Regions from separate parts of the Homo sapiens genome. Here regions 1 and 3 are each linked to region 2. Evidence: read pairs that join two places in POLR2A ChIA-PET (ENCODE). Cell type or tissue: B cell. All regions are shown on one strand. Region 1 has its middle 4.5 kb from the start of PTCRA. Region 2 overlaps PTK7 (protein tyrosine kinase 7 (inactive)). Region 3 has its middle 17 kb from the start of MRPS18A.

Region 1 (4,000 bases), 170 kb before region 2:
TCACCTCCCACCTTAACCTCCCAAAGTCCAAAGTGCTGGGATTACAGGCATTAGCCACTGCGTCAAGCCTCAAGTATAAATTTTTTGGGGGGGGACAGAGTCTCGTTCTGTCGCCCAGGCTGGAGTGCAGTGGTGTGAGCTCGGCTTACTGCAACCTCCGCCTCGTGGGGTCAAGCGATTCTCCTGCCTCAGCCTCCTGAGTAGCTGGGTAGGTGTGTGCCACCACGCCCGGCTAATTTTTTATATTTTTAGTAGAAATGGCGTTTCACCGTTTTAGCCAGGATGGTCTCGATCTCCTGACCTTGTGATCAGCCCACCTCCCAAAGTGCTAGGATTACAGACGTAAGCCACCGCGCCCGGCCCCCAAGTATAAACTTCTAAAGCACTTGTTCTGATTCCCACCCACTCTACAAGAAAGAGCCCCTCCCCCAGGACCCCGCCCTCTAACTCTGCACTTATGCTTGGGTGTGTGGGCGTGTGTGTGTGTGTGTGTGTGTGCGTGCGTGTAGTGTGTTGCTTAGGCACAGTATCTGTTAACACTCCAGGTCCCCTACCTGTCTCTTCCCTCTTGACTGCTGAGAGCATCTCTTTTTGTCTGATTATCCCCAGCCCCAATTCCTGGCATAAAGCAGAGACCAATAGGTCGGGCCTGGTGCCTAACACCTGTAATCCCAGCACTTTGGGAGGTCGAGGTGGGCGGATCACGTGGTCAGGAGTTCGAGACCAGCCTGACCAACATGGTGAAACCCTGTCTCTACTAAAAATACAAAAATTAGCCGGGTGTGGTGGTGGGCGCCTGTAATCCCAGCTACTCAGGAGCCTGAGGCAGGAGAATCGCTTGAACCCGGGAGGTGGAGGTTGCAGTGAGCCGAGATTGTGCCACTGCACTCCAGCCTGGGTGACAGACCGAGACTCTGTCTCAAAAAAAAAAAAAAAAAAAAAAAAAAGGCAGAGACCAATAAATGGTTCTGAATGAAAGAATGAATGAACATTTTAGGCTTGTATACTATTTCATCGTGCATATCCACCATATTTTATTTAGCTATTTCCTTATCATTGAACATTTAGGTGATTTTTTTTGTTATAAATAACACTGTAGCTTTTCATTTGATAAATTAAATAGGTGTGCCCCTGTCAGCATTCCTGAAGGGGACTTTTTTTTTTTTTTTTTTTTTTTTTGAGACAGAGTTTCGCTCTTGTTGCCCAGGCTGGAGTGCAATGCGTGATCTCGGCTCACTGCAACCTCCACCTCCTGGGTTCAAGCGATTCTCCTGCCTCAGCCTCCCAAGTAGCTGGGACTACTGGCGCGTGCCACCACACTCGGCTAATTTTGTATTTTTAGTAGAGACGGGGTTTCTCCATGTTGGCCAGGCTGGTCTCGAACTCCTAACCTCAGGTGATCCGCCCGCCTTGGCCTCCCAAAGTGCTGGGATTACAGGCGTAAGCCACCACGCCCGGCCTACTTTTTCTTAATTTTATTTTTCACATCCTACGTGGCTCGTCTCAGCTTTCCATGGGCCCTCGGTTTTCCACCGGTACATAAGAAAAAATGGAGGGGAGGTATCAATTAGCGTGAGCACCTGCCATGCCCCAGGCACGCAGATGGGCGCCCCTATTTCATTTCTCTGCCCCGGCAGCCTTGTGAATGAGCTTTGGAAGAGACAGCCCTGTAAACACATCCCTCTGCTGAACTGCCGCCTCCAGCTGGCTCCACCACTGGCCTGCTAGGGTATCTTCGCCGTTTCAACTTAGTTTTTCTGGGCCCGTTTCCTTAGCCGGTAACACCTGGTGGGATGGTTGTGAGGATTAAATTAGATATCTGGGAACGAGTCCTGGCCAGCGAATGATAGGTTCGCCCAAGTCCAGTTAAAAGGCCGTCCGCCCAGGGCAAGGCGTCTTCAGGGCCAGCAAGACTATGGGGTCCGAGGGAGACTCGGGGATCTCAGCAAGAGGAGACCAATGTGAGGAGCAGGCAAGGAACGCTTCCAGGCTGCGGTGGCCAGGGACGCCTGAGCCCCGCGGGAGCCGGAGCGGACAGGCGGAAGGGTCAGCTACTGCAGATAGAGGCGGCTGGCTCGGGGGCGGGGGTGGAGGGGGTCTTCCTCCTTCCGGTTCTTGGGAAGATCCTGCAATCTGAAAGAGGCAGGAGAGCTCTTTCCCCATCTGTAATGTGGTAACCGAGCCCGAGCCAGCTCCTCCCTGGGCTGGAGGGTGGGAGAGTCGTTAGGGACACCTGCCCCGCTCCCTCCCCCTCCCGGGGGGGAACCCACCGCGACGGCGCGCACCTGGGCGCGGGCTGTGCCTGGGAACGCGCGGGGACCGCGGCCTCCAGGCAGCCCTGGGAAAGCAAGGGCCGGGAGCGCAGCCCTGGAGGCAGAGTGTTCCCTCAGGACCGTCAGGAGAGCGCCATCCACAGGATTATTAAAATAGCCATCCAGACGGAAATCGAGTGAGGCTGGCACCAGACTAAAGAAGTTTCAAGGCCAGGCGCGGTGCCTCACGCCTGTAATCCCAGCACTTTGGGAGGCCGAGGCGGGCGGATCACCTGAGGTCGGGGGTTCAAGACCAGCCTGACCAACATGGAGAAACCCCATCTCTACTAAAAATACGAAATTAGCTGGGCATGGTGGCGGTGACTGTAATCCCAGCTACTTGGGAGGCTGAGGCAGGAGAATCTCTTGAACCCGGGAGGCGGAGGTTGTGGTGAGCCAAGATCGTGCCATTGCACTCTAGCCTGGGCAACAAGAGCGAAACTCCGTCTCAAAAAAAAAAAAAAAAAAAAAAGAAAGAAAGAAGGAAAGTCTCAAAGAGATATCTGTGTTCATAATGGATATCATTATGAACTCCTGGCCTCAAGCAGTCCTCCCTCCTCGGCCTCCCAAAGTGCTGGGATTACAGGCATCATCAAGTAAACTCTTTAAATGATATTTGGTGCTTCAGCCTCTTCCTTTGAGGTCAATACCACTTTAGCTATCATTAAGTCATGTTCGTGATAGCTAAAATGTGGAAGCAGCCCAGTGTCCACCCACAGATTAATGGATAAGCAGAATGTGCTCTATACATACAATGAGATATTATTCAGCTTTAAAAAGGAAGAAAATTCTGACACGTGGTTCAACATGGATGAAACTTGACATGTGCTAAATGAAATGAACCGGTCACAAAAAACAAATACTGTATGATTCTACTTGAATGAGGTAGTCAAATTCATTTATAGAAAGTAGAATGTTGGTGGCCAGGCACGGTGGCTCACGCCTGTAATCCCAGCACTTTGGGAGACCGAGGTGGGCAGATCACTTGAGGTCAGAGTTTGAGACCAGCCTGGCCAACATGGTGAAACCCTGTCTCTACTAAAAATACAAAAATTAGCCGGGCATGGTGGCAGTTGCCTATAATCCCTGCTACTTGGGAGGCTGAGGCACAAGAATCACTTGAACCTGGGAGGTGGAGGTTGCAGTGAGCCGAGATCACACCACTGCACTCCAGCCTGGGCGACAGAGTGAGACTCCATCTCAAAAAAAAAAAAAAAAAGAAAGAAAGAAAGAGTAGAATGGGAATGGTGGTTGCCACGGTACAGAGTTTCATTTTTGCAAGATAAATTCTAGAGATGGATGATGGTGATGGTTGCACAGCAGTATGAATGGCCACTGAAATGTATGCTTACAAATGGTTAGGATGGCCAGGTATGGAAGCATGCCCCTGTAGTCCCAGCTACTCTGTAGTCTGAGGCCATGAGTTTGACAATCACATCTGTGAATAGACACTGCACTCCAGTCCAGGTAAAATAACAGGATCTTGTCTCTTTTTTTTTTTTCTTTTTGAGCCAGAGTCTCGCTCTTTCACCCCGGCTGGAGTGCAATGGCACCATCTCGGCTCACTGCAACCTCTGCCTCACGGGTTCAAGTGATTCTCCTGCCTCAGCCTCCTGAGTAGCTGGGATTACAGGCACGCACCACCATGCCTGGCTAATTTTTGTATTTTTTAGTACAGACGGGGTTTC
Region 2 (4,000 bases):
CTCCGGGCTCTTGTTTCTTTGGGGAAATTGAGTCGTCATGTTCTGGGATAGGCTGTCTGCAGATTCCTCAAGGCTCTGCAGCCTGTAATTCAGGCCTAGGAGTTGCTTTTATTAGTGATGGCTTTTCTCAGCTGTTGGGAAGTATGGTGGCAGGGCAAGGGTGCTCTTCTTGTCACTTGTCAAATGATATACTCAAACTCCTGGTGTTCAGAGCAGCATTGAGTGGTGGACAGAGCTCAAGCAATGGAGATAAAGTATGGTCCTTCCTTGGCATCTGCAGGGAATTGGAATAGGACTCCCTGAGAATAACAAAATCCAAGGGTGCGGCCAGGCCTGGTGGCTCACGCCTGTAATCCCAGCACTTTGGGAGGCCGAGGCGGGCGGATCATGAGGTCAGGAGATTGAGACCATCCTGGCTAACACGGTGAAACCCTGTCTCTACTAAAAATACAAAAAATTAGCCAGGCGTGGTGGCGGGTGCCCGTAGTCCCAGCTACTCGGGAGGCTGAGACAGGAGAATGGCCTGAACCCGGGAGGTGGAGCTTGCAGTGATCGTGCCACTGCACTCCAGCTTGGGCGAGATCGTGCCGAGATCGTGCCACTGCACTCCAGCTTGGGTGACAGAGCGAGACTCCGTCTCAAAAAAAAAAAAAAATCCAAGGGTGCTCAAGTCTCTTATATAAAATGGTGTCGTATTTACATATAACGTACACACAACTTCCCTGTATACTTTTGTTTTGTTTTGTTATGAGACAGGGTCTCCTCTATCACCCAGGCTAGAGTGCAGTGGCACAATCTTGGCTCACTGAAGCCTCAAATTCCTGGGCTCAAGCAGTCTTCCTGCCTCAGTGCTCTAAAGTATGAGGATTACAGGCATGATCCACTATGCCCAGCTTCTCCTGTATACTTTAAATCATCTCTAAGGGCCAGGTTTACGCCTGTTATCCCACCACTTTGGGAGGCAGAGGGAGGAGGATCGCTTGAGCCCAGGGGCTCAAGACCAGCCTTGGCAACACAATGAGACCTCCACCTGTACAAAAAAAAAAAAAAAATTGCCAGGCATGGTGGCACGTGCCTGTGGTCCCAGCTGCCCAGGAGACTGAGGTGGGAGTATTGCCTGAGCCCAGCAGGTTGAGGCTACAGTAAGCCATGATTGTGTCACTGCACTTCGGTCTGGGTGACAGAGTTCAAAAAAAAAAAAAAAAAAAAGGGCAGGATGCAGTGGCTCACGCCTGTAATCCCAGCACTTTGGGAGGCTGAGGTGGGCGGATCATGAGGTTAGGAGAGCGAGACCATCCTGGCTAACATGGTGAAACCCCATCTCTACTAAAAATACAAAAAATTAGCCAGGCGTGGTGGCAGGCGCCTGTAGTCCCAGCTACTTGGGAGGCTGAGGCAGGAGAATGGCGTGAACCCGGGAGGCAGAGCTTGCAGTGAGCCGAGATTGCACCACTGCACTCCAGCCTGGGTGTCAGAGCGAGACTCTGTCTCAAAAAAAACAAAAAAATCTGTAAATTACTTGTAATACCTATTACAATGGAAATGCTATGTAAATAACTGTTGTATTCTTTAATTTGTATTCTTTTTTATTGTTGTATTGTTTTTAATTTTTATCTTCCCCCAGTGTTTTTGATCCTCTGTTGAGGGATGTGGAGCCCAGGGATAAGGAGTATATCTGGCAAAGCAGCAACTCAGACTCATTGGCAGGCCCTGTGGCCCTGGATGAACCTCTTAGCTTCTCAGCCTCTTCTATAAAGGGACATCCTAGAGTTGTGCTGAGGATTAAGTATAATGAAGTAGGCCGGGTGCAGTGGCTCACATCTGTAATCCCAGCACTTTGGGAGGCCAAGGCAGGCGGATCACCTGAGGTCAGGAGTTCAAGACCAGCCTGGACAACATGGTGAAGCCCCGTCTCTACTAAGAATACAAAAATTAGCTGGGTGTGGTGGCACACACCTCTAATCCCATCTACTCAGGAGGCTGAGGCAGGAGAATCACTTGAACCCGGGAGGTGGAGGTTGCAGTGAGCCGAGATCGCGCCGCTGCACTCCAGCCTGGGCGACGGAACGAGACTCCGTCTCAAAAAAAAAAAATACACACACACACACACACACACAGCCCTTTCTTGGTCTTCCCTCTGTGGTGTGCTTCAAAGATTCCTTCAGCTTTACAGTCATTCCCAACAATAGACATTTTACCTACTGGGACCCTCCATTCCAGTCCAGCTGGAATATTTGCCATCTCCTAACACATATCTGGTTTTCTCCCACCTTTCTTTCCTTCGGGCCAGTCCCCGGTTGTACATTGCCTTCTCCTGTCTCTCTGTTGCCCAGCCCCACCGCCTCTTCTTCCCTGAAGCTGTCCTATCTCTCCTGCCAGAAGGTAGACACTGTAGAACTTCTGGACTGTCATTCTTGCGACACCATCCATATTTTTGCCCCTATTGGGTTTTGTTTTAATTTACTGAGGGGCTCTCCCATAGAGTTTAGTACAGTACTTATTTATAATGGGTTCTTATGTAGGTGGTTTTTTTGTTTGTTGTTTGTTTGTTTTTGTTTTTTTTGAAATGGAGTCTGCCTGTGTCTCCCAGGCTGGAGGCATTGGCACGATCTTGGTTCACTGCAACCTCTACCTCCCAGGTTCAAGTGATTCTCCTACCTCAGCCTCCTGAGTACCTGGGTTTACAGGTGTGTGCCACTGCACCCAGCTAATTTTTGTATTTTTAATAGAGACGGGGTTTCCCCATGTTGGCCAGGCTGGTCTCGAACTCCTGACCTCAGGTGATCTGCCCACTTCAGCCTCCCAAAGTGCTGGGATTACAGGCGTGAGCCACTGCACCCAGCCGATATAACAGGTCCTCATATAGGTTTATTTAAAAAGTGAATGAACCATTTGGGTGCAGGGCAGAATGATCAAGGGTGGAGTTAAATATCCCCTTGCATCCTAGGCATGGGGAGTCTTTTGCACCCTCCCCAGCTTCTTTGAGTTGGGGTTGCCTGTTCCTCCTTGCGCCTGCTCTACGGTGACCAAATTAAGGATCAGACCTTCCTTCCCTGATCCTGGGCTGGCTGGTTTTGGTGGTGGTTTTTCTCAGTTTTGATGTGGTGGGTCTTCTAGCTTTCTCCAAGTTCTGTGCGTGGGTAAGCACCGCTACGTATGAAGCTGACTGCAACTTAAAAACTGGTGCTAAAGTTGCTTCCTCAGAGAACTGGGTAGGGGCCTAGAGTATCTATAACTGTGCTACTTGAAGAAAGACCCAGGGCCACGTGGCATCAGCATTCCTGGGAGCATGAATCAGAATCGCAATCTGCAATTTATTTATTTATTCTTTTTGAGATGGAGTCTCACTCTGTCGCCCAGGCTGAAGTGCAGTGGCACGATCTTGGCTCACTGCAACCTCCACCTCCTGGGTTCAAGCGATTCTCCTGCCTCAGCCTCCTGAGCAGCTGGGATTACAGGCGCGCACCACCACGCCAGGCTAATTTTTTTGTATTTTTAGTAGAGACAGGGTTTCACCATGTTGGTCAGGCTGGTCTCGAACTCCTGACTTCATGATCCGCCCACCTCAGCCTCCCAAAGTGCTGGGATTACAGGCGTGAGCCACCGTGCCCTGCTGCAATCTGCATTTTAACAAGATGCTCAGGTGACTCTGTACCCCAGAGTTCCAGAAGTCCTGGCCTAGGCATCCTTCTTTATACAGAATCTCAAGGCACAGAGCTTTCCTGTTGCAACAGTATAAATTGGGAGCTGAGATGCTGCACAGTATTTGAAGATTTGCTTTAAATAACTCACTTTATGCGAACACTCCTTGGGGTGATGTGTACGCTTTAATATTACCTCCTTTGGGTTTAAATTGAATTAGATTTTGTCAAGAAATTTCTCCATTAAATGTGTGACTCTAGGAAGTCTGCAATATTCAGCCTGATGTTTAGCTCCTCTCAGAACCTCAGCTTTTCCTAGAGGAGAATACGGCTGATTTTATAACGAAAGCCAGTGGAGA
Region 3 (4,000 bases), 620 kb after region 2:
ACTCAGAACCCCTGGAGTGCCTCCCTTCTTTTCCTCCAGAGGTTCTGTTTGGGGTGTGTGAATGTGTGTGTTTGTGTGTGTGTGTGTGTGTGTGTGTGTTTGTGTGTGTGTCCCCTGTGTGACATAGGGCCCGGATGGACCTATCTGGACCAGCCAGACCCTAGAATGAAAACAAGTTGCTGACAGCCCTCAGGCCGCCAGAAATGAATTTCCGTCACCTCCCAATGAGGGGTGAGGGAACTGAGGGGGAGGGCCGGGGTCAGTGCGTCATCAGAGGGTGGGGAGAGGAGGAGGGGAGTACACAGGCCCCACAGGGCGGGGTCAGGGAAATTAGCCTCTGGGCCTGCCCCGGCTCTTTTGCCTGTGACTGTGGCACAACTCCCGTGGTGTTTTGCCCCAAGCCCCACCCATCCTGAGTCTCCCTGAGCTCTGTCTAAATCCAGGGTGGTGTCCAAGCCTGGAGAATTTCCAGGTTGGGCTCTGCCCTAAGGCATCCAGCCTGTGGAGCTGCTTGAATGGGGGCACGTTGGGATGAGGGGGATCAGTTAGCCTGTCCTGGGGATCTTCCTCCAAGCCAGCCTTGAGCCAAGACCTGTAAGATCCATGTGGGCCTAGCAGCCTGCCAGCTCAGTGCCTACAGCAACATGGAGGAAGGGGCTGGGGGTGCAGAAGAAGACCTACCTTGGGCACTGGAGGACAGAGGTTCAGCCACTGCCCTCCTGTGTGCCCCTGTGCAATCACTTCTCTCTGCGCCGTGACATCTCCATGTGCGTTAATTATAAAGGATTAAAGGATTTGGCCCAGATCCCTAGTTCCCAAATTCAGTTGCGCTTTGGAATCTTTCGGGGAGCTTTAAAAACTACCATTGACAATTTCATCCTCCAGAGATGCTGATTTAATTGGTGTAGTTTGTGGCCTGAGCATCAGGAGTTTTAGAAGATCCCCGAGTGAGTCTAATTTAAAGCCACGTTCTAGAAAACTACTTCCTAGCCACAGATACATCATGGCACCCATAGAACATGACAGTATTTGAACAACACACTGTTTCTTAGTCGCTCTGTGCCTCAGTTTCCTCATCTGTACAATGGGGATAATAATGGAACTTGCTTGGTAGGGTTGTTGTGAAGATTATATGAGCTAATGCAGAAAGGCATTGAGAAGAGCACCTGGCAAGTAGTAAAATGCTCAATAAATGTGAGCTGTTTTTATTAATTACCCTCTGGCTCTGCTCCAGATCTGGCCCAACTTCCACCCTCTGTCTTATCTCTCCATGTTCACACACCTCACCAAAGCGACTCAACCTGGTAAACATTTACTAGGGGTCCTCTGTGTGAACCATGCTGTGCCAGGCATTGAAGAAGGGATGTGGTGCATTTGGAATCACCTATGAAGCCGGGGACCCAGAGATGCATAAAACAGGTTTTTGCTCTCAAGACCCACAATCCAGGCCGGAAGAGGCAAGCATGGAAACAGACCTGGCAGAAACACTTCAGGGCTGTTTAATACAGAGGATACTGTCACTCTTTCTGCTTTCTAGGGACATGGCATGGTTCCTCTTGGGGAAATGATTCTTTTGTGGGGAAATCACAGCAATGGGCCCTTTGTGCGAAAAAGGCATGGCTTGACTATGTGAAGATGAAGTCAAGACAGTGATAATTTTGCATAAGATTTGAGGAAGCTGGCATCTATCTCTGAGACAACTGGCCAGAGAGGAGTGGAGATGGGGCCCTCGGAAGAGGGCCAGTGGGTGAGGACTACCATCAAATAAATCTCCAGGCAGAATTAAGCCTCATCTTGATTTTTAAAAAGCATTTTTGTTTGTAGTGGTATATTTTCATATTTTAATTTTTTTTTTTTTTGAGATGGAGTCTCACTCTGTTGCCCAGGCTGGAGTGCAGTGGCATGATCTCGGCTCACTCCAACCTCTGCCTCCCGGGTTCAAGCGATTCTCCTGCTTCAGCCTCCTGAGTAGCTGGGATTACAGGCACGCACCACCACGCCCGGCTAATTTTTGTGTTTTTAGTAGAGGCAGGGTTTCACTATGTTGGTCAGGCTGGTCTCGAACTCCTGACCTCGTGATCCGCCCACCTCGGCCTCCCAAAGTGCTGGGATTACAGGCGTGAGCCACCGCACCCGGCCTTTTAAAATTTTAAGAGTGTGAAAGTATATATAATGAAAAGTCTCCCTCCCCTTCTCCCCTCACCAGATTCTTATGTGGTTTCCCAGAGATATTCTAGGTATACGCAGCAAATGTATATCAACATGTTTTCACTTCCCCCACTCCCACACCCTCCCCCTTTCTTTGGTAAATATGCCATTCACAGTATTCTGCACCTAGCTTTGTATTTACTCAGCATTTGCTTAGCACTGTATTTACTTAGTGAGCATACCATGAGCAGCAAGAGCTTCCTCGTTATTTTTTCTGTTTTTTTTTTGTTTAGTTTTGTTTTGTTTTCTTTTTCTTTTTTTGAGATGGATTCTCGCTCTGTCATCCAGGCTGGAGTACAATGGCATGATCTCAGCTCACTGCAAGCTTTTCCGCCTCCCGGGTTCAAGTAATTCTCCTGCCTCAGCCTCTTGAGTAGCTGGGATTACAGGCACACTACCACCACGCCTGGCTAATTTTTGTACTTTTAGTAGAGACGAGGTTTCGCCATGTTGGCCAGATTGGTCTCAAACTCCTGACCGCAGGTGATCTGCCTGCCTCGGCATCCCAAAGTGCTGGGATTACAGGCATGAGCCACTGCACCCGGCCTCTGTTTTTGTTTTTTAATGTGTCAGTATTTTACACTGCTAAATGTACACACTTTATAGAGAAGCACAATCCTATGGTTTTTAAATAATAACAGGGAAATGGTTTAACATACTAGGGTTGGTTTGCCTAAGCCATTGCTCTCCAGCCTGGGTGACAGAGCGAGACCCTGCCTCAGAAAGAAAAGGAAAAAAAAAATGGTTTCACTGTACATAATATATGTGTGAAGTGACCATAAACACTAGAAACATCTAGAAATACTAGAACTATATTTCAGAAGAATGTAGTTTGATATTTATTGAGTATAAAATTTTCTTTTTTTTTTTTTTTGAGACAGTGTCTGAGTGCAGATCTTGGCTTACTGCAACCTCTGCCTCCTGGGCTCAGGCAACCCTTCCGCCCCAGCCTCCTGAGTAGCTGGGACTACAGGCGTGCACTATCACGCCCAGCTAATAGTATAAAAGTTTTGTGCACAGTGTAACAAATACAATTTTTACAAATCTGCTTTGAAAATGTGGTGGTCATTTCTTCGGGTTTCATACTATTTACTTCATCCATTGCATTTTAAATAGCTTTGTGTCTTGTAACAGCTCGGTTCATCTAGTCCTGGAGTCTAGCTCCAGTCAGCCCACTTTTACCTGCTTGGTGAGGACACCAGAGCCTGCTTCCTCTTCCATTACTGTTATTAAGATTCCAGTTGCCAGATGTTCCTCCTCTCCAGTCAGGTCAGCTATGAGCAAAGTGTCATCAAACACGGCAAAGGAAGTTGCAGCTGGGTAAGTTCTAGTATTCAAATAACTTCTCTTCTTAACTTCTGCTAAAATAGTCTCTTTCTAGCAACTTCAGGCAACTGTACATTTTAAAAAGCTGCTTACAAAGCAAATGTGCAGGCATCCAAAATGCTTCCATAATAGGCAAATGAGAGAGGCGAATGAGATCATAGCATAGAATTCAAGCACGCTTTCCTGGAGAAATGCATAAATTCCTTTTCTGAATTATCTGTGAATTTTCAGTGATATCTTCAGTGATCTGGCTAGTGGCTTGGATCTCTTCTCCAGGAGGTCCAGACTGAAATCTCAGTGGAACACAAGGGTGGCAGAGCCCCAGTGGGAGCCACAGATCCTTTATGGAAGCATCTGTGGATGGTGCTGCAAACTCTGCTTTAACCTTACACATTACTGTAGTATTTCCCAGCTTCACTAAAGGAGAACCGACTGCAGTACTAATTGAACCTGTGTTGACAGTTGT

The links. Peaks named below come from ENCODE experiments on the same cell type or tissue, not always from the same donor. Only the 100,000 strongest peaks of a DNase experiment are listed, where the experiment ranks them.
Region 1: POLR2A ChIA-PET joins it to region 2 with 5 read pairs; 12 of 35 experiments call an interaction of 5 or more read pairs at or near these places.
Region 3: POLR2A ChIA-PET joins it to region 2 with 7 read pairs; 2 of 35 experiments call an interaction of 5 or more read pairs at or near these places.

The regions. Positions count from the first base shown.
Region 1 is chr6:42,909,562-42,913,561 of GRCh38, forward strand. No RefSeq gene overlaps it. Among named protein-coding and RNA genes, the nearest start is that of PTCRA, 4.5 kb to the right of the region's middle. In B cell, no CTCF peak of the experiment used is centred here; a DNase peak (open chromatin) is centred at 1,780; H3K4me3 peaks cover 683 bases; H3K27me3 peaks cover 551 bases.
Region 2 is chr6:43,078,861-43,082,860 of GRCh38, forward strand. All of the region lies in intron 1 of PTK7 (protein tyrosine kinase 7 (inactive)), which reads left to right. Among named protein-coding and RNA genes, the nearest start is that of PTK7, 4.5 kb to the left of the region's middle. RefSeq lists a silencer at 2,645-2,848 and an enhancer at 3,883-4,000. In B cell, no CTCF peak of the experiment used is centred here; no DNase peak of the experiment used is centred here; H3K27me3 peaks cover 296 bases.
Region 3 is chr6:43,702,651-43,706,650 of GRCh38, forward strand. It overlaps the pseudogene EXOSC8P1. Among named protein-coding and RNA genes, the nearest start is that of MRPS18A, 17 kb to the left of the region's middle. RefSeq lists an enhancer at 254-1,239 and a silencer at 342-441. In B cell, no CTCF peak of the experiment used is centred here; DNase peaks (open chromatin) are centred at 271, 1,601, 2,301 and 3,501; H3K4me3 peaks cover 825 bases; H3K27ac peaks cover 481 bases; H3K27me3 peaks cover 135 bases.